Linked DNA regions of Homo sapiens: regions 1, 2, 3 and 4 are each linked to region 5. The links are chromatin loops, found by intact Hi-C in ENCODE. Cell type or tissue: endothelial cell of umbilical vein. All regions are shown on one strand. Region 1 holds the start of MIR6811 (microRNA 6811). Region 2 overlaps RAB17 (RAB17, member RAS oncogene family). Region 3 has its middle 14 kb from the start of RAB17-DT. Region 4 has its middle 11 kb from the start of LRRFIP1. Region 5 overlaps LRRFIP1 (LRR binding FLII interacting protein 1).

What was found. Hi-C counts contacts between places; a loop is a spot of excess contacts. Peaks named below come from ENCODE experiments on the same cell type or tissue, not always from the same donor. Only the 100,000 strongest peaks of a DNase experiment are listed, where the experiment ranks them.
Region 1: it touches region 5 in a loop (4-fold over the local background); 17 of 110 quality-filtered maps call a loop at or near these places.
Region 2: a loop joins it to region 5, with 10 times the contacts of the local background. A loop is called at or near these places in 38 of 110 quality-filtered maps.
Region 3: it touches region 5 in a loop (7-fold over the local background); 35 of 110 quality-filtered maps call a loop at or near these places.
Region 4: a loop joins it to region 5, with 5 times the contacts of the local background. A loop is called at or near these places in 39 of 110 quality-filtered maps.

What each region holds. Positions count from the first base shown.
Region 1 is chr2:237,510,722-237,515,721 of GRCh38, forward strand. It overlaps MLPH (melanophilin), which reads left to right. Exons shown (of 16, transcript NM_024101.7): 3 at 1-74; 4 at 268-380. It overlaps MIR6811 (microRNA 6811), which reads left to right and starts at 210; the gene lies at 210-267. RefSeq lists enhancers at 1-180, 181-681, 2,062-2,562, 2,563-3,063. In endothelial cell of umbilical vein, a CTCF peak has its summit at 2,223 (motif pointing right); a DNase peak (open chromatin) is centred at 2,250.
Region 2 is chr2:237,579,240-237,584,239 of GRCh38, forward strand. All of the region lies in intron 2 of RAB17 (RAB17, member RAS oncogene family), which reads right to left. Among named protein-coding and RNA genes, the nearest start is that of RAB17, 9.0 kb to the right of the region's middle. RefSeq lists an enhancer at 2,328-2,962. In endothelial cell of umbilical vein, a CTCF peak has its summit at 2,639 (motif pointing right); a DNase peak (open chromatin) is centred at 2,652; H3K27me3 peaks cover 228 bases.
Region 3 is chr2:237,602,721-237,607,720 of GRCh38, forward strand. No RefSeq gene overlaps it. Among named protein-coding and RNA genes, the nearest start is that of RAB17-DT, 14 kb to the left of the region's middle. RefSeq lists an enhancer at 1,373-1,876 and a silencer at 1,528-1,708. In endothelial cell of umbilical vein, a CTCF peak has its summit at 2,430 (motif pointing right); DNase peaks (open chromatin) are centred at 1,111 and 2,451; H3K27ac peaks cover 2,085 bases.
Region 4 is chr2:237,613,900-237,618,899 of GRCh38, forward strand. No RefSeq gene overlaps it. Among named protein-coding and RNA genes, the nearest start is that of LRRFIP1, 11 kb to the right of the region's middle. RefSeq lists enhancers at 1-583, 1-4,025, 584-1,374. In endothelial cell of umbilical vein, a CTCF peak has its summit at 684; DNase peaks (open chromatin) are centred at 1,842, 2,912, 3,242, 3,902 and 1 weaker place; H3K27ac peaks cover 4,747 bases.
Region 5 is chr2:237,671,161-237,676,160 of GRCh38, forward strand. All of the region lies in intron 1 of LRRFIP1 (LRR binding FLII interacting protein 1), which reads left to right. Among named protein-coding and RNA genes, the nearest start is that of LRRFIP1, 46 kb to the left of the region's middle. RefSeq lists enhancers at 1,920-2,545, 3,666-3,960, 3,914-4,460, 4,017-4,156. In endothelial cell of umbilical vein, a CTCF peak has its summit at 2,042 (motif pointing right); DNase peaks (open chromatin) are centred at 2,081, 2,681, 3,841 and 4,371; H3K4me3 peaks cover 780 bases; H3K27ac peaks cover 3,367 bases.

The sequences.
Region 1 (5,000 bases), 160 kb before region 5:
TTCACCTGCAAAAGCTGTGGCCGCGTCCACCCGGAGGAGCAGGGCTGGATCTGTGACCCCTGCCATCTGGCCAGGTGAGCCCAGGCCTTGAGGTAAAATGACCTTGATAGTTTCTGGATCTGGCGTGTCCCTTCCATGGGGCTAGCTGAAGAAGGGTGGACGCACACATGCACACACTCGTGTGTGTGTGTGTGTGTGTGTGTGAGATTTATGCAGGCCTGTGTACAGCACTCAGGCAGTGCCATGAGCCTGTGCTTGTCCCTGCAGAGTCGTGAAGATCGGCTCACTGGAGTGGTACTATGAGCATGTGAAAGCCCGCTTCAAGAGGTTCGGAAGTGCCAAGGTCATCCGGTCCCTCCACGGGCGGCTGCAGGGTGGAGGTAAGGAGTGGAGAGTAAGAACGGCTTTTTGTTCCCAGGCATTTTAGGAATATTAAAGCAGGTTCCTTTGGAGTGTGCATGTGTGTGTGTACGTGTGTGTGTGCATGTGTGTGTGCACATGTGTGTGCATGCACATGCCTCTCTGTGAATTCCTGCTTCTGGCTGCTTTTTTTTTTTTTTTTTAATTTTTGTAGAGACAGGCATCTCACCATGTTTCCCAGACTGGCCTCGAACTCCTGGGCTCAAGCAATCCACCCACCTCAGCCTCCCGAAGTGCTGGGGTTATAAGTGTGAGCCACTGTGCCCTGTGAAATTGGCTCCTTTTTATGTGAGGTGCAAACCTCTGCATCCCACTGGCCTGGTCTGAGCACCTCAGAAGTCCTGGGTGCTGCTGAAGTTGCCAATATTTGAAATTATATTGTTTTCAAATCTTCAAAGTAAGTTGAGAACTCAAAGCCAAGTTTCTGAAACCCAGCTGCTGATTGAATCACCAGGGTGCTTGTTAATACTACATGTTTTCCAAGCCCTTCTTCCCTGGGACATCTGGTTTGGGGCCTAGGCTCTCTCTTTTCAACAAACATTTCACATGAATCTGGTGATTATCAAGATTTAGAGAAATCTGTTGTAATTCAGTTGTTTTCATCTTTTGAATCCAAGTATTTATTTCATGATGAATTTGAAATCCAGGCAGTAGGCTTAAACTAAACAATGTGTTCGCCTGTAAGATCCCCCATAAGGCATTTGGAAGAGATCTTTTCAGGGAGAGGGTGGGAGGATGCCGGGGGGTCTTTTGCATTTGAGTTTGAAGGGAGCTAACCCATCAGTGTTTTTGAGAAAGCTCACCTTGTCCCTGTTACCTGGAGTCCAAGGCTTCTGCCACTAAGCCCGGCCAAGCATTCGGGTGGGACAGCCGCCACCAAGCCAGGTGTCTGGGGTCTCAGTGTCCTGGATGACTCCATCTGCAAGACCAAGGCGAGTTTCTCCAGGGCCACGAGGCAGCGCCTGGCTCCGGCAGCTGGGCACGTCCAGGGCAGAGGCTGTGCTTCTGGATTGGGGCGTCCTCACCATGCCCCAGCCCAGGCGTCTCCCCCAGGCCTTCCTTCTGGAGAGACACCTTATTCGTGCCTGTCTCTTAAAGCCTCAAGTTTGATTGAAGAAGCAGAAGTTGGCATAGACACCTTTGAGCATTCAAGCTCTCGCCGGGCCTGCTGCAGGCATTTCAAGGCATCTTAGCCCATCGTTTAATTTAGGACAGAGGCCACGGAGAGGCACCGCTGGAGCAGTACACCGCACACCACAGGGTGGCTGCACTTTTTGGGTGGTGGGGTGGGGATGGGGGCAGGTATGATCAATCATCCAAACCAGGGCATTTTTAAGAGTAAAAGGAGGCTCTACTGATAACATGCTGCAACAACAGATGTGACTAGGAACGGCCGGTGACATGGGGAGGGCCTATCACCCTATTCTTGGGGGCTGCTTCTTCACAGTGATCATGAAGCCTAGCAGCAAATCCCACCTCCCCACACGCACACGGCCAGCCTGGAGCCCACAGAAGGGTCCTCCTGCAGCCAGTGGAGCTTGGTCCAGCCTCCAGTCCACCCCTAACAGGCTTAAGGATAGAAACGACACATAACACCGGGAAAAGCCATGCTGTCAAGCATCTCAGAATCTCAACCCCAGAGGCAGTCTTTAGGGACTGGGGTGGGCTCAGGAAGCTGTATTATTTCAAAGGACGCAGTGTTTCCACAGCTCAGCCCAGAGCTGCTGGAGTTCACACGGCCCACCAGAACCTGCTGACTTCAAAATCATCACCACCAAGGGGCCAGGAGGTGGCGCTGTGGGGCAACAGAAAACAGAAAACAGCTGCTCCTTGAACTTGGATTCCCAGCAGCTCCCCCAAGCGCCCACAGGGGCTGCATTCCTCCCTGCTGGACACCTGTAACTACAACATTAAAACAGGGCGCAAGCAAGGAACACAAACACTGGGAAAGCTGTGCCTTTAAAAAAAAAAAAAAAAAGGAGGGTAAAAAAGCTTAAGGTTAATGTTTTGAAACCTGACCCAGCCAGGGCCTAATGCAGACCTTGTCCAGCTAGTAAGTGGGCCTCTGGGGGTCTTCATTGAGTGAACCTTCAGAGTGCTGGTGTTTCACCAAGGCCTTCCATAGAGGACGCGGCAGGCTCTGCAGGAAGCAGCTTCGATGGCCGATGGCCAAGAAAGGAAGGGAAAACCCCTGGACTGGTCGCTGGGCACCCAGTCCCCCTACCCCCGTGCCTTCCCTTCCAGTGCCTTTCCCTCTTTCCCTCGGTGGTAGCTTTGCCTGACAGTGCAGACCTCGCCTGACGTCAACACTAGGTTCTTTATGCTCATGTGGTTTTATTTTTGTTTTCTCCTATCAAGAGTGGTCAGAAAATCTCTGTTCCATGTCAGGAACAAGGAAAATCTTTTGGAATTTTTTTGGTTTTTTTCTTTTTTTTAGCATGACTTGATCAGATAGGTAGGATAATGTTGCCCCCTTGGCCCAAGTGCAGAGTGACAAAAGGGACCAACACTAAAAGGATCCCTGAGATCCTGGGATACTTCCTCTTCATGTTCATTGTGGGGGCCGGGGACATCACCCTGACAGGTGGGTCCCCAGGCCCCAGAAAGCTCATTTCCGCATCCCTGGGTGCAGGGGGAGTTCACGGGGTCTCTGCCTGTTGGTTTGGGATGCGTCTCCTCAAGGCACTCACTGTCCAGAGAGAACAAAAATAAAACCAGGTCTGCTCTCTGGCTCTGTCATCTGGGCACGTTCGGAGCCAAAAGCCTTGACCTTCTGAAAGTTCACTGAAAAATCATCTCGTAAAAGGCAGATTCATTGGACAAAAGATTTAGAAATGTGTTTACCGTGTATACATGGGAGCCTTCAGAATACAGACCCACAGATGCAGGGAAATTGTCCATTTTTATGCTTAGGTTCAAGAAAGGGTGGACTGCGTGTGGAAAGAAGATTATATAACAAGGCCGGACCTGCTGCTAATAGGCTGAGTGGGGAACCTAGCAAGGTCTGTCTGCCTGGATTCTTCTTGGCCTTTCCTCCTCCGAGAATGGGGCGGGATGCTCTCTGGAGTGAGGGTCTTATGACCTAAAGTCAAACAAGGAAGGTCAGATAATTTCTTTTTTTATTTTTAATGTTTTTTTTTAGAGATGGGTTCTCACTATGTTGCCCAGGCTGGTTTTGAACTCCTGGGCTCAAGCAGTCCTCCCACTTGGGCCTCTCAAAGTGCTGGGATTACAAGCATAAACCGTGCATGCCCAGCCAGATAATTTCTTTATGGCTAGTTTTTACACAGAAAAGTAGAGGGAAAGAGTGATATTTGTATGTTTTATGGCTGGCTTTGGGAGAAAGGGATACTGGTTTCTATGTCCTGCCTTGGGGAAGAGGGATTCTAGTTTCTGTGGCTGGCCTTGGGGAAGAATGGGCCTGAGAGACAAGAGGGCAGGAGAAGGTCAGAGAGAAACTTTGCTTCTGAGGCTGCTGCTGAGGCCCTCATTTGGGGCATTGTTTTCTGAGCCCCAGCAGCATTGCCAGCCAGGCAGGCATCCGCTGAGTGTGTAAAAATAGACCTGTCAGAGCTCAGACACGGGCACCTGCAGGCCCCTTTAAAACCCTTGACAGCTTTTATCTTTAAGAGAAAGATTTAAGTAAAAAATGTACCATGCTGCCTCCCCCATCTTTCCTTCCACTGGGGAAACTGAGGCCCTCTGAGCCCAGGCAGGCAGCCGGTCCCCTTGACTCACCCCAGCATCTTCCCAGACATTCCTAAACAGGCAGCAAAGCAGTGAATGGCAGTGGCAGCTTCAGGCAGGACAGGCAGTAACAGCGTGTGCTTGTCACCTGATCTCAGCTGTTTGTTATAAAGTCCGTCGTTCAGATTTCCAGTTTTGCCAACTGGTTGACTATTTCTATCTCTGTATTATAAATGGAAAACTGTACAATGAGACTTAATTTTCCAACCCATGTAAAAGATCACTGCTGGCTCAGGACAGAGCCTGAGAACCCAGAGCTTCCCAAGGCCCAGTCGATGGTAGAATTGTAAGCTGGTGTGGACATCACGGAGGAGGGTGTACGGCACTCGGGGGCGGATGAAAGGAGGTGCACAGTGAGGTCTCCATCTCGCAGGAGGCTTTGGAAGATGCGTCGGTGATTGATTGAGTACATCCGCCGAATGCTCGCCAGGTGCCGGGTCCTGGGCTGTCCTGAGGGTAGTGCTGTGGAAGAGCCAGGCCCTGCTGTCCCCACTTGGGGACAGTCAGCACAGCCAGTCCAGTGAATAGGGACACTTGTGCCTCTGGGAGTGAAAACCACAAGGGAGGAGTTTCCTGCAGAGGGGCCCCAGGCCCGAGAGATGAGGATAGGATCCCCACGGGGATCACAGGTGGGCCAGTCAGGGAAATGTCTAAAACAGAAACCACGCGGTCGTTTCACATAAGGAACTGGTTGAAATGCTGTTAACTGAGAATGGGAAAAGGAGATACTGAGGTATCAGAGGTCATAACTGCAGGAGTGCCTGCATCCCCCACAACTACCAGGGGTGCAAGCAAAGGGCAGAGGCTGGGATTAATAGAAACAGGCAGCTCCA
Region 2 (5,000 bases), 92 kb before region 5:
AAATGGAGCCACATGTTTAAAATAAAAACTTACACTCCAAGGACAGTGCATGAGTGTCCTGCGGCTGCCAAAACAAAGTCCCATGAGCCGAGTGGCTCAAATTAGCAAATTTCTTCCTGCAGTTCTGGAGGCCAGAGGTCCAAAACTGATGCGTTGGCTGGGTTGGTTCCTTCCGGAGACTGAAGGAGAATCCATTCCAGGCCTCCTCCAGCTTCAGGGGCTGCCGGCAACCCTGGTGTTCCTGGTGGCTGCATCACCCCCATCTCTGGCTCTGTCTTCACGTGGCTGCCCCTCTGTGGCTGTGTCCTCTCCCCTTCTTATAAGGATGTCAGTCACTGGACTTAAGGGCTATCCTAAGTTCCATCTTGTTGGCCTTAATTAATTACATCTGCAAAGACCCTCTCTCCAAATAAGGTCGCACTCACAGGTTCCGGGGGTTAGGACTTAATCGCCTCTTTACGGGTGGGAGAAACTCAATTGCACCCACTAGACAGAGAACAGGAGGCTGGACAGAGAACAGGAGGCTGGACAGAGCTTTCCAGCATGGTGCAGCAAGACCGTGCTTCTCTATCATGAGACAACCTCTTCCTAAACGGAAACCACTGCCTGGGCTCTTCTGCCCGCATGTCCTGCAGTTCCCTGCAGGTCCAGGAACTTGAAGTCAGACCAACTCCCCAGGTCAAACAAAGCTGCAGTCTCCATCCAGACAGTAGGACCAGTGATTTCCAGCTTAGATGGGGCAACTGTCGGGACTGAACCGGCTATAAACCTCTGAACACACCAGATGCTCCACTGGATTGACAATGGTGCCAGAATGAAGACCGTGCCCAGAATATAAATGTACACCCATCAGCTGATCTGATGGCAGCTTGCTTAAACTTTCTAAGTCTCAGCTTCCTCATCCATAGCAGGAGCTAATGGTGCCCTTCACCCAGGGTGGCTGTTAAATCGCCTGAGCAAGGAGAGAAAGGGCATATGAATTTTGCTTCTTCTTTCTGTCCTCTTTGCTCTTTGTGGACTTGTTGTCTTAAAACGTGGGCCTTTTATCCACATCTTTCTGTTTCCCATCACTTCAAATCACATTTCTCAGTTTGAATTTGGTTTTATCTTAAAAGCTGGCGCAGGGTGAAACGTGAGCATAAAATTCAGGTTTTCTTCCTCCATTTACCAATCTTAGCCTCTCATATTTTCCTTTTCCATGTTGAAAATGATGGCTGGAGGCTGGGCACAGTGGCTCATGCCTGTAATCCCAGCACTTTGGGAGGCCGAGGTGGGTAGATCACTTGAGGTCGAGTTCAAGACCAGCCTGACCAACATGGTGAAACCCTGTTTCTACTAAAAATACAAAAATTAGCCAGGTGTGCTGGCATGCCCCTGTAGTCCCAGCTACTCGGGAGGCCGAAGCAGGAGAATCGCTTGAACCCAGGAGGTGGAGGTTGCAGCGAGCCAAGATTGTGCCACTGCACTCCAGCCTGGGCAGCAGGAGACAGAGTGAGACTCTGCCTCAAAAAAAGAAGGGGGGGGAGGAGGGGAGGGAAAATGATGGCTGGTGGTTGAATTTACACTAATGTAAAATTCCAGCAAATTTCCAAGGAGGGCATGGGTTTTAGTCCAAGCAATGATAATGCATAATAATAGTCAATGTTTGGCTATTTACAGAACATAGACCCTTCCCTTCCCTGCAGAGATGTAAGGCCCTCAGGTGGGCCCCTGGACAGGTATTTGAGGCAACCTAGTCTCGTGCACTCCGTGGCTCTGACCCGGAAGACAGCATGCATTTATTATCATAACCTTTTTCAGAAACCCACTAACCACATTTCTATATCTCCATGGCTAAGGCCAAAATGTAATTAAAAAATAAAGTTTTGGCTGGGTACAGTGGCTCATGCCTGTAACCCCAGCATTTTGGGAGGCCAAGGAGGGAAGATCAATCTAGCTCAGGAGCTTAAGATCAGTGAAACCTTGTCTCTACAAAAAACACAAAAATTAGCTGGGTGTGGTGGCGCACACCTGTGGTCCCAGCTACTGAAGAGGTGGAGGTGGAGGCTTGCTTGAGCCCAGGAGGTTGAGGCTACAGTGAGCTGTGATCATACCACCACACTCCAGCCTGGGCAACAGAATGAGACGCCATCTTAAAAAAAAAAAAAAAAGTTCCTCTACTAAATTTTATTTTTTTAATTTAATTTTATTTTTTTAGTAGAGACACGGTTTCACCATGTTGCCCAGGCTGGTATCCAACTCCTGAGCTCGGGCAATCTGCCCGCCTCGGCCTCCCAAATTGCTGAGATTATAGGCATGAGCCACTGCGCCCAGCCTCTCTACTAAATGTTAATATCATTTAAGTGGTTTTGCTTTTTTTACCTTTTAATTTAAATAAACAGCCAATTCTGCTCATTGAAGCCCTCTCTGTAGCACTTGGCTGTTTTGTAAAAATAGTGAGCTGATGACAAATTGAAAGGAACATGAAATGGAAACTTATTTTCTGGGGGCTCTAGGACGTCAGCCACGTTCTCGATTTAGAAGGGAAGTCAGCTGGTGCCAAGTTGAATGTGCTCAGTACCTGTTTGTCACCGTCCCCTTCCTGGAAAAAGCCCAACAAGTCTGGGGTTAGTTGTGGCTTCAGCTGGCAAATGTGCACACAAGCACTAGATGTCACCATCCTTCCAAAAGATGTCATGCAGAAAGTCAGCAGCGCACAGAATCTCCCCTGCTGTGGCCTGTTAGGACAGTGGGGGCAGTCCATGGGGAGGTCCAGCCCCCGTCCCTGACACAGCAGGGGCTCCTAAAGCTGCCACCTCCGCAGCAGGCCCTGGCGGGGGTGGGCGGGAGGCTGCGCTCACTTGGACTCCCGTCCCTCGGACTCCCGTCCGTTCTGCCTCTGCTCCTGCCTGCTCTTCTGGCTCCAGCCAGCACGTTGGCTTTCCAGCTTCAGGGCTCGAGTCCATGTCCCTTTCTGGCTCTGCTTCCTGCTTCCTCTGGATGGACGGTGTCTTGCCAGGAGCTGAGCCCACCACCTGTGTCATGTCCTGCTGTGGGCCCCACCCCACACACCTGTCGACTGAACCAGACCCTCGGGAGGGCCCCAGGGACCTGAGTCAATCCTCCTGAAGGCTGACCCCTCGGACAGGGCCGGCCTTGGTGACCTTAAGCCACCCAGGGTGACAGCAACCTTTCATGGAGAGGCCACTCCAGGAAGGTGTTTACACTCCCGTTTCACAGGGAAAAAATCCAGACGGAGGGAAGGAGTGGCATGCCTGTGGCCATCCATCCTGTCCCTCCCTCGGGGATCCTGCAGCCAAGCACTGGGCGTGCTGCCTCCTGCATTTCCAGGCCGCCTGTGAGGACAGCACTCCCATTCTCCTCTGAGGCTCTGCTCCTGGCCTACCCTCTCCCCTGGACAGGAGCCCAGTGTTCTTGATAAAAGCTGAAGCCACACGTGACAAAAGAAGCAGGAGTGTCTGCTCTCAAAGGGTTTTTGTGCAACACAGATCACTCTTCCCCCAAAGCACGTAAGTTAAAGGAGTGAGCACATCCCATCTCCTCATCCTAAAAGTGGCAATATCCACATTTATAATATGTGATCATGTAATTATTATAATGAGGATTAATAATTAACATACACTTTGGGAGGCCAAGGGTGGTGGATTCCTTGAGGTCAGGAGTTCAAAACCAGCCTGGCCAACATGGTGAAACTCCGTCTCTACTAAAAATACAAAAATCAGCATGGTGGTATGCACCTGTAATCCCAGCCACTCGGGAGGCTGAGGCAGGAGAATCACTTGAACCCAGGAGGCAGAGGATGCAATGAGCCAAGGTTGCACCACTGCACTCCGCCTGGGCAACAGAGCGAGACTCCGTCTCAAAAAAAATAATAATAAAATAATTAACATAGGCCGGGTGCAGTGGTGCACACCATGGCAAAACCCTATCTCTACAAAAAATATAAAAATTAGCTGGCTATGGTGGTGCGCACCTGTGATAGCAGCTACTCTGGAGGCTAAGGTGGGAGGATGGCTTGAGCCCAGGAGGCAGAGGTTCCAGTGAGACACTGCACTCCAGCCTGGGTGACAGAGCAAGACTCTGTCTCAAAAAAATTAACATAATGATAATAATAAATTGCATGACATCTATCCATAGTTACAGTAATATCTACCTCTAAAAGCTGTAATATTATCCCAAGGTGTGACGCAGACACTTGGATGGAAGCAGAGGAGACCATGGTTCCCACAGGGGACTCAGCCAACAGCAAAGGAAGGAGCTTCCACATTTCTAACCCCGCAACCCGGCACAGCTGCCCACACACAGAGGTGCTCAATACAAAAGTGCGGACCCCAGGGTTGGAGGCTGATGGGATGAAGGCAGCTCATGAGCCACAGGCTAACCTAATCTGGCTGTTCTCCTCTCCCCGTTGTGCCACGGGCCACAGCCCACAGCCTCCCACCCCGGCCCCATCACAGAGACCCAGAGTGGGAACAAAGACTCCACCCACCAGTTCTGGGTGAAAGGCAGAGCCCAGCCTGTAGAACGGTCCTTCCCCTCAGAGAGAGGAGATAAACCCAGGCCTGGAAGAGAGGGGCTTGGAGGAAGGGAGGCCCTGGCTTTCATCTGAAAGCTGCCGGCAGGGGGATGGCCCCTGCGGGGCCAGACAGAGGACCAGGAGTAGAGTGAGACATACAGGCCTGCCCCCCAAGCAAAGACCCCCAACCTGGCCTAGGACTCCCCAGCAAGCCCAGCTTTGTTCACCCCCCGACCCTGGTAGGCCCCCTGAAGAGAGGGCAGGCAATTGGTACAGGCAGGGCAGGTGTGAGGGGGATGCTCGGACCCTGGCTTGCTGGAATGAAAGGAACTAGGGCCTCGCGCCTCATTGTCGGGGCCTCCATCCCCCTCACCTGTAAAATACAGAATGCCCGGCACCACCCTGAAGCTTCACAGACCCCACACATCACCCCCCCACCCCCACCCAAGAAAGGTGGGTGCTCTGTGGGTACAGCTCTCTGTGG
Region 3 (5,000 bases), 68 kb before region 5:
AGGATGATGTGTCCAGGGAGGGCTTGGAAGCTCCCTGCCCCTTCCCCCATACTTCGCACTACGCATCTCTTCATCTGTGTCCTTTGTAACATCCTTTACAATAAGCCAGCAAACATAGTTATTTCCCTGAGTTCAGTGAGCTGCTCCAGCAAATTGATCAACACAGAGAGGAGGTCATGGGAACCCCAACTTGAAGCCCATCCGTCAGAAGTTCGAGAGGCCCAGGCTTATGACTGGTGTCTGGGGTGGGTGGCAGTCGTGGGGACTGAGCCCCCCACCCAGTGGGATCTGGTGCTATCTCCAGGTGGACAGTGTTAGAATTGAACACCCAGCTGGGGCCCACTGCTTAATGTGTGGGGAAACCCCCACGCCTTTTATTGCAGACGTCTTCTGTGTTGATGATTGTGGAGGTGGTGGTGGAGTGAAAGAGGAAAAACGCAGTTTGAGAGAGTTTTTCCATACACACCAACAAACCAGGGAGGTGGATATTGTTATCCCCATTTTACGGATGAGAAAATTGAGGCTCAGAGAGATTAAGTACATTCCCCAGAGTTACGTAGCTATCGAACAAGGATTCAAATCCACAACTTTCTTAACCTACCCCACAGAGGCAAATGCAAAAACCAAACCATAAGAGGGAGGAAATAATGACCTCTGCAAATGAAAGCCACCTGTATATCAAGAAAAGCATATGGATAAAACAAAATGCTGGGACAATAACTGCCACAAACATGTGGCTTTAAAATCCTTGATTTATAAATCAGCAAAAAATGGACAAAGGCACAGCCAGACAATTCGCTGAAAGTGAGTCCCAGGTGTGCAGGCAGCGCTAGCAGGAGCGTTCGGCCTCACCAGCACGTGCAGGAGCCGGTCAGCATGGAGGTCAGATTGGCAAAGCCTCATCACATCCAAGCTTTGGCAAAACAGTAGAGACTGTCCACCAACCGTTGCTGAGACTGTCTGGCAGTGCAGTTTTCTGAGAGGGCAAACCTGGGATGCGTAGCAATGAATTCAACAACACAGCCTTTGACTCGGCAACTGCACGTCAAGAAACGGAACTGTCAGGAAGCATCTAGAACCCAGAGGGCAGAATCCAGGAAATGACTCTGTTCCGGAGTTCATCTGTTGCTCTGGGCTACACTTGATGCTACGGTAAAATCACTCACCCTCACATCCAGCCAGCGGCAACACACACAATGAAAACCGTTCTGAAAAAGCAAAGCTGAGAGCCCCGGGAAGATGCAGGAGGTGTGGGTGGGGGTTGGAATTCAGCTCGGTTTAGATAAACAACTGAGACCCGAGATGTTGATCTCTAAGGATTATCTCAGCCCCGACCTATTTCAACTTCCTTGTCTTCTTTCTTTGGCTCCTTACTTTTCATTGAAATTCCCTGACTGGCCCACTAAGAACCAGGCTCTGGCCAGCACGGTGGCTCACTCTGTAAGCCCAGCACTTTGGGAGCCTGAGGCGAGAGGATGGCTTGAGGCCAGGGGCTCGAGACCAGCCTGGGCAACATAGTGAGATCCCCCCAATCAATTTTTTTTTTTTTTTAAAAACACCCTTTTTTTTTTTTAATTAGCTGCCAGCTACTTGGCAGGCTAAGGGAGGAGGATCCTTTAAGCCCAGGAGTTCAAAGTTGCAGTGAGCTATGATCGTGCCACTGCACTCCAGCCTGGGCAACAGAGCAAGACTCTGTCTATAAAATATATGTATATATATTATAGAAATTTTTAAAAGAACCAAGCTCTGGAATGGACTTGCTCCAGCACCTGGCCCATCCCAAGCCTGGAGGCTCACTGGAGGAGGCCACATGGGGTCCACTCCATGTGCAGCAAGCACACCGAGGCCACAGGCTGCTGGGCCCACCTCCCCACCTCCCCACCGTGGGCGAAGTACGTGGAGGATGTGAGGGAGGTTCTCAAGTGAGATGCTCACTCACAGTTATCCCCAAAGGACGGTCCAAACATGTGGAAAACATGTCTCCCGTAGAAAATGGAGAAACGGCCGGGTGTGGTGGCTCACGACTGTAATCCCAGCTTTGGGAGGCCGAGGCGGGTGGATCACCTGAGGTCAGGAGTTCAAGACCAGCCTGGCCAATATGGCGAAACCCCGTATCTACTAAAAATACAAAAATTAGCCAGGTGTGGTGGCACGTGCCTGTAATCCCACCTACTCAGGAGGCTGAGGCAGGAGAATCGCTTGAACCCAGGAGGCCAAGGTTGCGGTGAGCCGAGATCATGCCACTGCACTCCAGCCTGTGTGACAGAGTTAGACTCCGTCTCAAAAGAAAAAAAAGAAAGAAAGCGGAGAAACAATGCTGCCCCCAGCCCTGTGTGTGACTTTGCCAGGGCTACTGTAACCACCTATCACAACCTGAGTGGCCTAAACAATAGGAACTGATTGTCTCGCAGTCCTGGAGGCCAGAAGCCCGAGAAGAGGCCAGAAGGTGGCAGGGCAGCTCCTCCTGGAAGCTCTGCAGAGAATCTGTTCCATACTCCCGGTGCTTCGCTGGGAATTCTTGGTGTTCCTTGGCTTGTGGAAGCATCACTATCGCCGCCTTCATGTCACATGGCATGTGTGTGTCTGCGTGTCTAAATTTACCCTTTTCATAAGGACATGGTCATATTGGTTTAGGGCCTATCCTGGTGACCTCACCATAGAGACCTTCTCCCCAGGTAAGATTACATTCTGAGGTATGGAGGTTAGGACTTGGACATATGAATTCTAGAGAGAGACAGTTCAACCCATAATGCCTTAGATGTCATAAATATTCATGACAAGGTCAGCCTTTTGTGGAGATTTGTCTCTGTGAAAAGCAAATTGGTTGGCCAGGCACAGTAGCTCAGGTCTGTAATCACAGGACTTTGGGAGGCCAAGGGGGAAAGATCACTTGAGCCTAGGAGTTTGAAACCAGCCTGGGCAACATAGACAGATCTTGTCTCTACAAAAAAAAAAAAATACAAAAATTAGCTGGGATTAGTAGCGTGTGCCTATAGTCCCAGCTACTTGGGAGGCAGAGGTGGGAAGATTGCTTGTGCCTGGGAGGTCGCGGCTGCAGTGAACCGAGATCATGCCACCGCACTCCAGCCTGGGTGCTAGTGCGAGACCCTGTCTCTTAAAAGAAAAGCAAATGGGCCAGGCGCGGTGGCTCAGGCCTGTAATCCCAGCATTTTGGGAGTCTGAGGCAAGTGGATCACGAGGTCAGGGGTTTGAGACCAGCCTGCCCAACATGGTGAAACCGTGTCTCTACTAAAAATACAAAAACTAGCCGGGCGTGGTGGCACATGCCTGTAATCCCAGCTACTCGGGAGGCAGAGGCAGGAGAATCACCTAAACCCAGGAATTGGAGGTTGCAGTGAGCCGAGATCACACCATTGTACTCCAGCCTGGGTGACAGGGCAAGACTCTGTCTCAAAAAAAAAGAAGCAAATTGGGCATTTATGCCAGGCCCTGTCCTTTGGGAGTTCCCAAGCCATATAGGAAGCTTTTATACTCTAGGAGCTTGTGCTGGGTTGAAGAGTGTCCCCGCAAAATTAATGTCCACCTGGCACCTTAGAATGTGTCTTAACATGAGGTCATCCTGGATTCAGGTGAGCCCTAAATCCAATGACTGGCTTCCTCATGAGAAAAGAGAGATTTGGACACAGAAACGCACACAGAGGGAAGAGGCCATGGGAAGGCAAAGGCAGAAATTGGGTGATGGTCCACAGGCCAAGCAGCGCCCAGGACCACCAGGAGCACCAGAGGCCAGAGAGAGGCCAGGAATGAATTCACCCTCGGAGCCTCCAGAAGGAGCCACGTCTGCTGACACCTTGATTCAGTCTTCTGGCCTGCAAGACTTGAGCCAATACATTTCTGTTATAAGCCACACAGCTTGTGGTAAGGTCTTATGGCAGCCCAGGAAACTAACACAGAACGTAACATAACTAACTCCCTTTGGGAGGTTATTAGCCTAACACAGAGCATCTGACCCAGCCTGGGTCCTTCTGAGCACAGGCCCCGAGGGAATGCAGGGGTGACATGCCTGTGCCGCCGGCCCTGCATTAGGCTCCCCCACCCCAGCTGTCAGGCCTCTGAGCCCAAGCTAAGCCATCATATCCCCTGTGACCTGCACATACACATCCAGATGGCCAGTTCCTGCCTTAACTGATGACATTCCACCACAAAAGAAGTGAAAATGGCCTGTTCCTGCCTTAACTGATGACATTGCCTTGTGAAATTCTTTCTCCTGGCTCATCCTGGCTCAAAAGCTCCCCTACTGAGCACCTTGTGACCCCCTCCTCTGCCCACCAGAGAACAACCCCCCTTTGACTGTAATTTTCCTTTACCTACCCAAATCCTATAAAATGGCCCCACCCCTATCTCCCTTTGCTGACTCTCTTTTCAGACTCAGCCCACCTGCACCCATGTGAAATAAACAGCTTTATTGCTCACACAAAGCCTGTTTGGTGGTCTCTTCACATGGACGCTCATGAAATTTGGTGCCGTGACTCGGATCGGGGGACCTCCCTTGGGAGATCAATCCCCTGTCCTCCTGTTCTTTGCTCCATGAAAAATATCCACCTACGACCTCAGGTCCTCAGACCCACCAGCCCAAGGAACATCTCACCAATTTTAAATCGGGTAAGCGGCCTCTTCTTACTCTCTTCTCCAACCTCTCTCACTATCCCTCAACTACTTTCTCCTTTCCGCTCTTCAATCTCTCCCTTCTCTTAATTTCAATTCCTTTCATTTTCTGGTAGAGACAAAGGAGATGTGTTTTATCTGTGGACCCAAAACTCTGGCGCCAGTCACGGACTAGGGAAGGCAGACTTCCCTTGGTGTTTAATCATTGCAGGGATGCCTCTCTGATTATTCACCCAGGTTTCAGAGGTGTCAGACCACACAGGGATGCCTGCCTTGGTCCTTCACCCTTAGTGGCAAGTCCCGCTTTTCTGGGGGAGGGGCAAGTACCCCAACCCCTTCTCTCTGGGTCTCTACCCCTTCTCCGCCTTTCTGGG
Region 4 (5,000 bases), 57 kb before region 5:
CCAAATTCACATGGGGTCATCAAGGGCTGGGAAGCTTGGGGAGGTGGGTGGAGGAGCAGGAAGCACATGAACAAACATGGTGGAAGGAGGAAGCTCTGAGCAAAGGGGAGTTCTCAGCAGAACAGAGACCCCACAAAGGGATGGCTGTCACTTTAATAATCATCATTAAACCATGCATTGCCTGCAAACTCCAAAGCATGACGACTGACCTGGTCATATACTGTTTCAAGTTATCAGAACAAATGTACCTAATAGGCATTCTGATTCCAGGGGGGAAGGAAAGACGCCAGTGGTTGTTCAGAAAGCCACAGGAAGCACCAAAGAGGGGGCCCGGCTCAGTGGTTGCGTCACTCTGTTGCAGGCTTACAACGGGAAAGGCCCTGGGCCCATGTGTTGTCAGACAGACCCTGTACTCTGTTATCTCCATAACTGGCCTCTGTGAATGCTCAACCTGTATGATGTGTTTCCAAGATAAGGGGTCAAGTGGGTTTGGAATGACCATTCCTGGCATTCCTTCCTAGAGAGTCAATGCACAATTGCATATCAAAGACCTCCAGCAGTCTCACAGTGCTGAGACCTATTTACCTTTGTTAACTGCAGCATTCCCCAAAGGTACTGGAGCTGAAATGCATTTTTCATAAAACACCTGTTATCACGCCCTGGAACTAGCGCTGCCTGACACTAGCGCCTCCTCTGGGCTGTCTCTGACGGCACATCCTGTCCTGAGACCCTGTGCTGCCAAGAAACCCCATTCCGCCCTCAGGCTCTGTTCTGAGAGCAGCCCTCCTCCCATTGCATTGGGAACCTCACCCAGGCCTCCTCCTCTGCCCTTGGTAATCCCGACAGTCCACTCTGCTCAGCTTCATCACAGCATCTAACCCCCAGTTGCTCTTCTGTACACTCTGAATTTCCCATTTAAATTTATTCCCAGGACTAAACCAAACTCCCAGGAGCACTGTGACCAGCACAGGATGGAGTCAACGCACCCCTTCTCTTGCATAGTAGATCTCATCCTTCATTAAGTACTTATCAGAAACCTTCCCAAGCTCCCAGAACTGTGCCAGAAACTGTGGGGCCACACAGAAATAGAAAGCAATCCCTGTCCTCAGAGAGCTTATTGTCTATCGAGGAGCCCAAAGAGAGCTTCGCAAGTTAAATAACAATATAAAAATTAAATTATTCACATGGGCACTAGACGTGTTGTAGTAACAGTATATGGTAAGCCCCTAAGACATAAGGAGCTGTTAGAATCATCAGACGCGCTCAGCCCCCAACCCCAACCCCCAGGAATGCTATGGATGCATTGGAAGAAAATACCAATTTAGAAACCAGGCAAGTGGGAGCAGAAACCTGGTCTGCTTCCATTTATCTTTTTTCCTATCCAGGTTCACTGGGGAGGATTCTTCTCCCTAAATACTGAGGCCTGAGTAGGAAATTATCCTCCCAGAACATAGCAGGGTCCGGAAGAAGACATTTTCCAAGGAGGCAGAACTGGGGGAGAAGCTGGAGTGAGACTGCACAGAGGAAGGTTTTTTATTCCAAGGATGACAATTGTGGGAGCCCTGATAACCACAAGATATGCTATAACGGGGCAAGAGAAAAGAGGGCCTTTCAAGTATCCTGGAGGCGACTTGCCTTCACCTTGAGTTCAGCCAAAGAAGAATGCACCACTTCTCCTATTCCCAAGGGTCACTCCGTGAATATTGGTTGAATTTGTGAGTGAGCGAGTGAATGGGTGGGTAAATGAAAAATACAAAAACAAAAAGGTCAGGCTTCCCACCTGGAGCACACAGGGACCAGCACAGGACTCAATGGCTATGTGAATGCAGGAACTGCCACATCCCTTTAGGAAATGAAACAATTTGAAACAATCTGAGTATACTGTTTCAATGGCTTTTCCTAAAATCCATTCATCAACCAGCAGGAAAAGACTAAAGCAAGTTCTCACCCGAGATTGGGAAGCAGAAAGTTAATGAGCTACCTGACATTCTCTCTCCTCTCTCTCTCTCTCTCTGACACGCACACAACACACACACACACACACACATGAATATCTGTCTCCTTTCTGAGCCAGACACTGGCACATCTTAGTCTTTGTCCCGTTATCTGGGCTTGCTCAGGAGGGCTGTCCTCTTTCTCGGGATCAGGCCTTGACCCATCCCACCTCCTCTCCAGTCCAAGGCCAGAGGCCCTCCTTCTTTTTGGGAGGGGTATCTTATCTCTGTTCCATCAGGGCAGGCAGCAGTGTTGGTCAACAGCTAAGGTCTCTTGCTGAGCAAGGATCCTGAGTCCCCTTCTTAGAGTGACCAGACAGGAGTTTCCAAAGAGGATGCAGAGACAGTTTAGAACTTCCACGCTTACTATAGTGAAACCATGACCCGTGAGGACCAGGTGAAATGGAGGCTGCAGGGTCCGGCTTCCTCTGCCTGGACTCTCCTCTGCTACAGCCCGTCCAATATCCATCCTTACAGCAAGTGCTCCTTCCTGATTTTCCCAGCGAGATGCAGTCATTGCACAGGATTGGTTATCTACACACTCATCACTCCTTTGACATCTTGAGACCCACTGAAGGCAGGGACTGTGCCTCACTCATCCCAGTATCTCTCCTTCCACACACTGCACACAGTAGGGGCCCTATTGTGCACTTACAGCGGCACTGAGCTTTGTGCCAATGGACCACACAGGGGTGATTTCATTTCATCCTTTCGATGGCCCTGTCTTGCATTGTGATAACATTTCAGTGTAGGAAAAATCTTCCATAGGAAGAAAACCCACATCATCTTTGTTCTGCTTGAGGCCAGCCTGGATTTTATAAACTGTAGCTAATTTTATGAACTGTTCTTTGTCTGGGGATGTTGATAGAAAGAATTCTACTTGAGCACAGGATGCAAATGAGTAAGTGGCAAACTATTTTCCTATTATGTTCCTAAAATAGACTGGAAGCTGGCACAGAACGCTTCAGATGGGCCTGTCCCCTTGAGCGTCGTTTATGGCTGAGACTAAAATAAAGCAAAGCCCAGGCCTCTCCAGAAGGTGTTCAATTGTTGGGTGCTATCTCAATGTAGAGAAATCTCAAGTGATTTTCTCATGAAAAAGTCTTCAGAGCATTATTCAGCACAACAAAAAAATTTGATGAAATGTTTGTACTATTTTAAAACTGGCAAGTCAAGGACATAGAGTGCTTTTAAAAGCCACTGCCAAAAATATGGTAAGCGTCTTCCTATAACATTGAAAGAGATCTGAAACATCTGTGCTACATTTCCGTTCTGGAGGACTGCGGTTGAGTGATTGATAAGGATGGTGTTTTGCTCAAAAATACAGTGATTCCTCAAGGGGAAAAGCTGCTTAGCTACATCGGAATGGTGGAGGAACATCGTGATTCCATACTCAACATGCCCCACGGGATGTAGGGATGTGTGTGAACTGTCGAAGGCTGCAGGAGCCATCTTATAGCGAAAATCAGCTGTGTGACAGTTCATGGAAAAACAGCAGCAAAATCCACACACAGCCTGGCATACCCTGGTTCTGTCTTCTGGGTTACAGACACTCAGTCAGTGACCAGGAGTGCAGAACAGCCCCTAACCACCACGGGAAATGGGATTAACTGTGATTAACTGGCAGAGGGGCAGGGGAGACGCGAGCTTCATTATCCTTTTCACAAATGAGACAGTAAAGCCAGCCCGGGACTGTGGGTGAGTCTCCTCCTTATCGTCGAGTCCTGATGATACTCACCTGTGGTTCTTCTGTAGGAGAACCGAATGCCATGGGTATCTGAGGCCCTGTGAAAATGGAGAAGGGGCAAATAGATGGAACTACTCCAACCCCCAAGCTCTTCTAGAAAACGGGAGTCAGCTGTGCAAAACACTAAATGTGCCTCCAGAGCACCTGTTTATCCAGCATCTATTGTCTGGGTCTCCACAGCCTGGAGGAAGTGATGAGTCAGGCAGCCCCCTACATTATGGACCTTTCAACATTTATTACAATCAAACTGTGAGTTCAATATGATACCTCAAAGGCAAACACCCTCTTCTGTTGCTTGCTTGTGATTTCACTGGTTTGGTTGTTTTCCCACCATGATTTTTTTAAATACTCTTTTTTTAATTGAAGTATGATTTAGACATAATAAGAGGCATAAATGTTAAGTGTGCATTTGCACATGCAACTTTTGGCAAACGTGCACATGCACACCATAGAGGGGTCCAGTTTTAAAACTAAAGTCCCATCCTTCGGGAAGCCCCTTACACCCAGATAAACTGCATGGCTGGTCACCCCACATAACCACAACCTCAATGAAGATACAGAATATTTCCATCACCCCCAAAATTTCCTTGTGCCCCTTTGTAGCCAACCCACCCACCCACCCTCCAAAGGTCACCCCTCTTCTAAACTCTATCATCATAGCATAGGTTTTTCCTGCTCTAGAATATCATAGAAATGGAATCATTCCATATATATGGTTTTGTGAGTGGCTTCTTTCACTCAACACGTTTTTGAGATTCATTCACATTGCTGCCTGCATTAGGGGTTCATGTTATTGCCACATGGTATGGCATCCGTGATTTAGGATAATTTGCTTATCCCCTCACCTGTTAATGGACATTGGATTGTTTTCAGTTTTTGGATATTGTGAATCAGATTTCCTTGTACATGTCTGTTTATGGGCATGTTTTCACTTCTCTTGGGTAAATACTTAGGAGTTGAATGACTGGATCATATGGTAGGTTATGTTTCCAAGAAACTCCCAAACAGCATTCCAGGCTGGCTGTGCAATGTTCCACTCCCACCAGCAATGCATGAGTGTTCCAGCTGCCCCGCATCCTCACCAACATTTGGTCTTGTCAGTCTTTTTAACTGTAGACACTCTAGTGGGTGTGAAGTTATATCTTACTGTGGTTCTATTTTGCATATCCCTGATGATAAAGATGGTGAGCACCTTTCTTTATATCTCCTTGGCCATTTGTATATCTCCTTATATGCGGTGTCTGCTCAAGTCTCCAAGT
Region 5 (5,000 bases):
CAGAAGTTCCCTTTCCAAGCAGTGACCCATGGACTTGTGTCCCTCGTGTGATAACCTGCACTACACACATATCCTACAAGTGTCCATAGTGGTTATAAGCTGCCACAGCCATACAGATCTGAGAGCCAGAGGCCTTCAAACCAGCTAAGGCTCTGAAACACTTCAACTCCACTTAAGAAAACAAATCGGAGCACATCCGTGATCCCACAAATGCTAATTTGCTTGTCACACATCAGAAACCCAGGAAGGCACAGAATAGATGCTCTCTTACTGGCTTATAGGTTGGGTACTTTAAAGTTGGAGACGTTTAAATCAGAGATAAACCTATTGTAACAATACATTTCATGTCATGTGAGCCTTTTGTCTTCCAGCAACTAAAGGGAACTGTGGTAGGATGAGCTGGGGTCACAGGGACAAGGAAGACAGGTAAGGGGACGGAAGCCGGGGCAGCAAGGAGTGGCTCAGGAGCTCTCACCCTGCAGTGGGCAGCTCATCACCCCTGCTCCCCGTGTCTGTGTCCCTTCAGGAGAAGCTGGCCAGGGACAGGGCCACCACTCATAGACAGCTCCTCAGCCTACTCAGCACTGCTTTATGTGTCTGTGTGCACACACGTGTGCATGCCTGTGTGTGTGCAGGTGTGTGTGTGCCTGCATGTGTGTGTGCACATGTGTGTGTGTGCCTGCATGCATGTGTGTGTCTGTGTATTCCTTTTGAAACATACTAGATGCCCTCTCTAAGTAAATCACATTTAACTGCTGTAACTAACCCGTCTGGCAACATCTTTTCTTAATGCTTTTTCACTGTTCACCGGGTTGAGGGTTTCTTTTCCTTATTTCCACTTCTGCTTCTTTAACGAAATTATATGACTTGATACAGTATCATTCTTTTCAAATTCAGTGTTTCAGTAAATAGTTCTTTTCAGCAGACAATTACTTAGGCAGAAGTAGTTTAACATAGCATTTGTCTCTGAAAAAAATGTTTTTTTTCCTTTCTGTCTAGATCCTTTAAAATATATAATATTGCATCATATACAATATTGGCCTGTACCAAGCACCTGTATCCAGAAAAGTAAAAAAGCTAACTGGCTTAAACCACAGCAGAACCTGCCTTGCTGGGTCACCTTCCTTCAGTTCCTTCTCATGGTTTCTAGAATTCCTTGAGCGCACACAGCAAGCTAGCTCTACAATCACTTTAGAGAGTGAGGATCGATGCCCCAGCTTCTTGTTTTCTTAGTGGCTTTTTAAAAAATAGTAGACAGTATATAGCTATCTACTGGCAATAGGAATCTCTTAAAATCAAGGTGAGAAATGTAGTTCTTTTGCAAGAGAGTCAGAGTTTTGTGTTCAATGAAAATTTAATATTTGAAAAATAAAAGATCTTAAAACTATTAGTTTTCCATTATGATCAGATGGCTCTGTCAAAATGGAAAGAAAGCAGGGAATTTTCTGTACTCCTCAACACAAAGTTTATCTTGTTCCTGAAAAAATATTGAACCATTTTTTCAATATTTGTCCTTGCCAGGATTTCACCCTGGCACCCGCTGTTGGTGTGTTTTAAATTTGGTTTCCTTCTGATTCTTCTAAGAGAATATCTACTTTATCATATTTTGAAATAAGACTTTACAGTATCCAAATGTGGATGATATATCCTTTTAACTATGTCCCTGATATTGAAGCTCTGAACATAACCTCTCAATTTGAGTCATCTGTGTTTCCAGGTATTGCTATAGCTAAGCCACAAAATACTGAATTTTGGCGTCTTATATAGATGGTTGCAGTGTTTCCATTCTTCACGAAGCATGAGAAATTCTTTTACAATACGATGACCGTGCTCCGTCGTTTTAGGCGAAGAACAGACTTACCACACACTGTGCTTTCTCTCACTTTGTGAGACAGTGAAGGAGGGACCTTCTCTTCAGGTGAAATGAAACCCCCACACGGATTAGCCTAACTTCTTCAGCTAAGGGCTGGGCCTTCTTTTATTACAAATACCGTTGCATCTTTATACACTGTTTCAGTGAAAAAAAAATAAACATGGCAATTCCCTTTCCAAGGCTCTAAGTCACCACCAGGCGGCATAACAGACCTCTGTGTCCCTGGTCTGTAGGAGATGGGACAATGCGGGGACAGCGCTGGGAGGGCCCGCAGGCAGCAGGATGCCAGGGCCTCGCCAGGAAGCCATGGTAGGCGCCCGGGGGGAGTCTGGACGTCACCCCATTCTCAAGGTGAAGCCTCGCCAGGGTCTCGCCAAGAGAGCTGAGGGGTCAGATTCACCTTCTCCCTGCACCTCTGCACTTCCCTCTGGGTTTCCTGTCTGTACATCCAGTGCCGCGCGTGGCGTGGGGCGTGGCGTGGGGTGGTTCCTCACAGTTACCCTCGCTGGGTGTGCGGTTGTCTGACATCAGTCCTCCCCAGAAAGTGCGGCTGCCCCCGGTCGGTCGTTCTGTCTGTAGCTGGCGTGGTATCTGGCACGGCGGAGGCCCTGGGTCCGTGTTTGTGGATGGAATGAATCAATGTGTGAATGAAGGAAGTCACATTGGCAGCAGTGGCGGGGAGGGTACCGTTTGGGGACAATTCAGATCATTCTGAGGAGACATGCTGAGGCCTGCTCTAAGACAGCAGCTGTGGGAGGGCACGGAGTGGCATTAAGAGAGGAAGCTGACTCGATGACGGGCGGAGAGGTGGGCGGAGGCTGTCTCAGGAGCGCCAGCAGCTGGCAGTGAGTGGTGGGCGTTTCCTGACACTAAGGCTCTGTGCAGAGCGCGTCTACAAACACTGTCTATTGTCTCGTTTCATCCTCACAACAACCACCCCTATGAAGTTGTCACTATTATTGTCTCTCCTTTACACATGAGTCTGGGCACAGGGACTTCAAGTGAAGCCTGCTAGGAGGCACTGCTGCTGCCCCCGCGGGAAGGAAATGCAGGGAAGGGACTCAGGGGGCAGCAGGAATTCTGCTTTGGATCTGTCACATTTGAGGTGCCTTTGGGGCTTCCAGGAAGAGGTGTCCAGACGGCAGGGGCTGAGGCTTGGAGGAGTCAGGATTGGAAATATGAACTGGGTGCCCATCAACATCTAGGTCGTGGTCAAAGTGGGTGGTGGGGTATTACAGGAAAGAGCTCTGCAGCCCCCCAGAATCCTAGCCTGCGCCCGCAGATGAGCAGGGGCAAGGACGCAAGGGCAGTTGTGCATTTTCCTTCTTTTCTGTGGCATTCAGAAATAGGCAAAATGTGATACACTGCAAAAGTGACTGTTTGCTATCTGCAGGAGTGGCCATCAGTGTTAGTTAAATGAGAGCTGTGCAGAATGGCATGTGTTTGTCCTCTTATTATTTTTGCTTTAAAAACCTGTTTTAAAACCCTGGTATCAATGGTCAATTATGTGACTTTCAAAAGCAAAAATTAAGGAAGACAAAAGAACTGCATTTGACACCTTGAAAGGCCCAGAGGGATTCTTAACCTTGGGTCCAAGAATTCCCCCAGGGGCCTTTGGATAGATTTCCAGAGATCCCCGAAACTGAATAGGAATAAAAGGGTAGCATTACCTTCCATTATGAATGCGGGCAAAAACCTTCGGTAGTATTAGAAGTGTGACCTCAGCACCAATAGAAACCACAGGTATTTCTCCGTCACTTTCGGGTTGTTGCTGAGAGCTGGGGAAATGGTTTCATGCATCACTGTCAGTATTTGGTGGAATAAGGACGTGCACGCACGTGCTGGCTGTTGAACTGTTGCCTCTCCACTGCAAACCCTCCCTTCCTTGCTGCAGGGCCAGAGCTGTGCCCTATCGGGCCCTGCCCCCAGAGAGAGCCTGGGCAGTGGGAGGAGGGAGCCCGGAGCACGCTGCTTCCTGCCTGCTTCCTGTTTCTGTGAGCGTCACCCCAGCAACGGGATTTCACCCTGGCTGCAGTTGTTGGTTCTGTTTCTAGTGTTTTTCACACGCCCAGACACCACCCTCACCAGTCCCTCCTGAGCCCCCGCTCTGAGGTCCGGGTCCCCACTCCAAGCCTTCTGGGACCATCACCCCGGTCTTTGTCTCCAGCCCTAGCTGTTCCTGAGATGACGCCTCTGTGGTATGAGGCCTCCTTTGCTTTTTCGGCCAAGCAACACCTGTTTAGGGGCTGCCTGTATTGCTTCTATTGAAATCACTGCTGTAATTTCTTTTTCTCCTGACTTGGCTCTGATTGATACACTATATCAGGATTTAAAAATATTTTTTGACAATGTGTTTCAGAATAATCAGTTTCCTTCGTAACCCTATGTTTCGTTACATGCGTTTAAAAATATTATTCCAAGAATGCTCCACAGGCTTCACCAGCCTGCCAGGGGGATCCACTATACCAAAAAACAGAGAGCTGAGAGCAGTTGCCAGCCTGATTAATTGCCGTTTCCTGGGCTGGGTTTAAATGCCTCTAGGAACACAAAACATAAAGGGTTTTCTTTCTGTTCTTCCTCCCTTTCTTTTCGAATGAAGTTATGGAAGGAAATGAACTTTGTTATTTTCCCCCTTTAAAAGTAGTACCTGCTCATGGAAGAAAAAAGAACACTGGAAAAGAAAAGTAAAGAAAAAAATATCTCTATCTTCCTTGTGACATAAAAACACCCATGGCTCCATTTTGATGTATTTCCTTAGGGCCTTAGGTGTTGTTTATTTTTGCAGAGATATAATTGTCATAATCTTTGTCATAAGCATTTCCAATTCTACTTCATACTTGTCTTAAACACTATTTTTATAGCTGGACAGGATGCTGTAAAGCAGTAGGTTGACCTGGCCCTTTTCTTATAATGTAAAACTTTGACCATAATTTTATTGTGATAAAATATTTCTAAGATTTACCATTTTAACCATTTTTAGGTGTAAAGTTCAGTGGTTTTAAGTGCGCTAGTGTGTAGCCATCACCATCATCCACTTCCAAAACTTTTTCATCTTCCCAAACTGAAATTCTGTACACATTAAACACTGACTCCCCAAATTCACAGAGCTGAAGGTGGAGTGGGCATT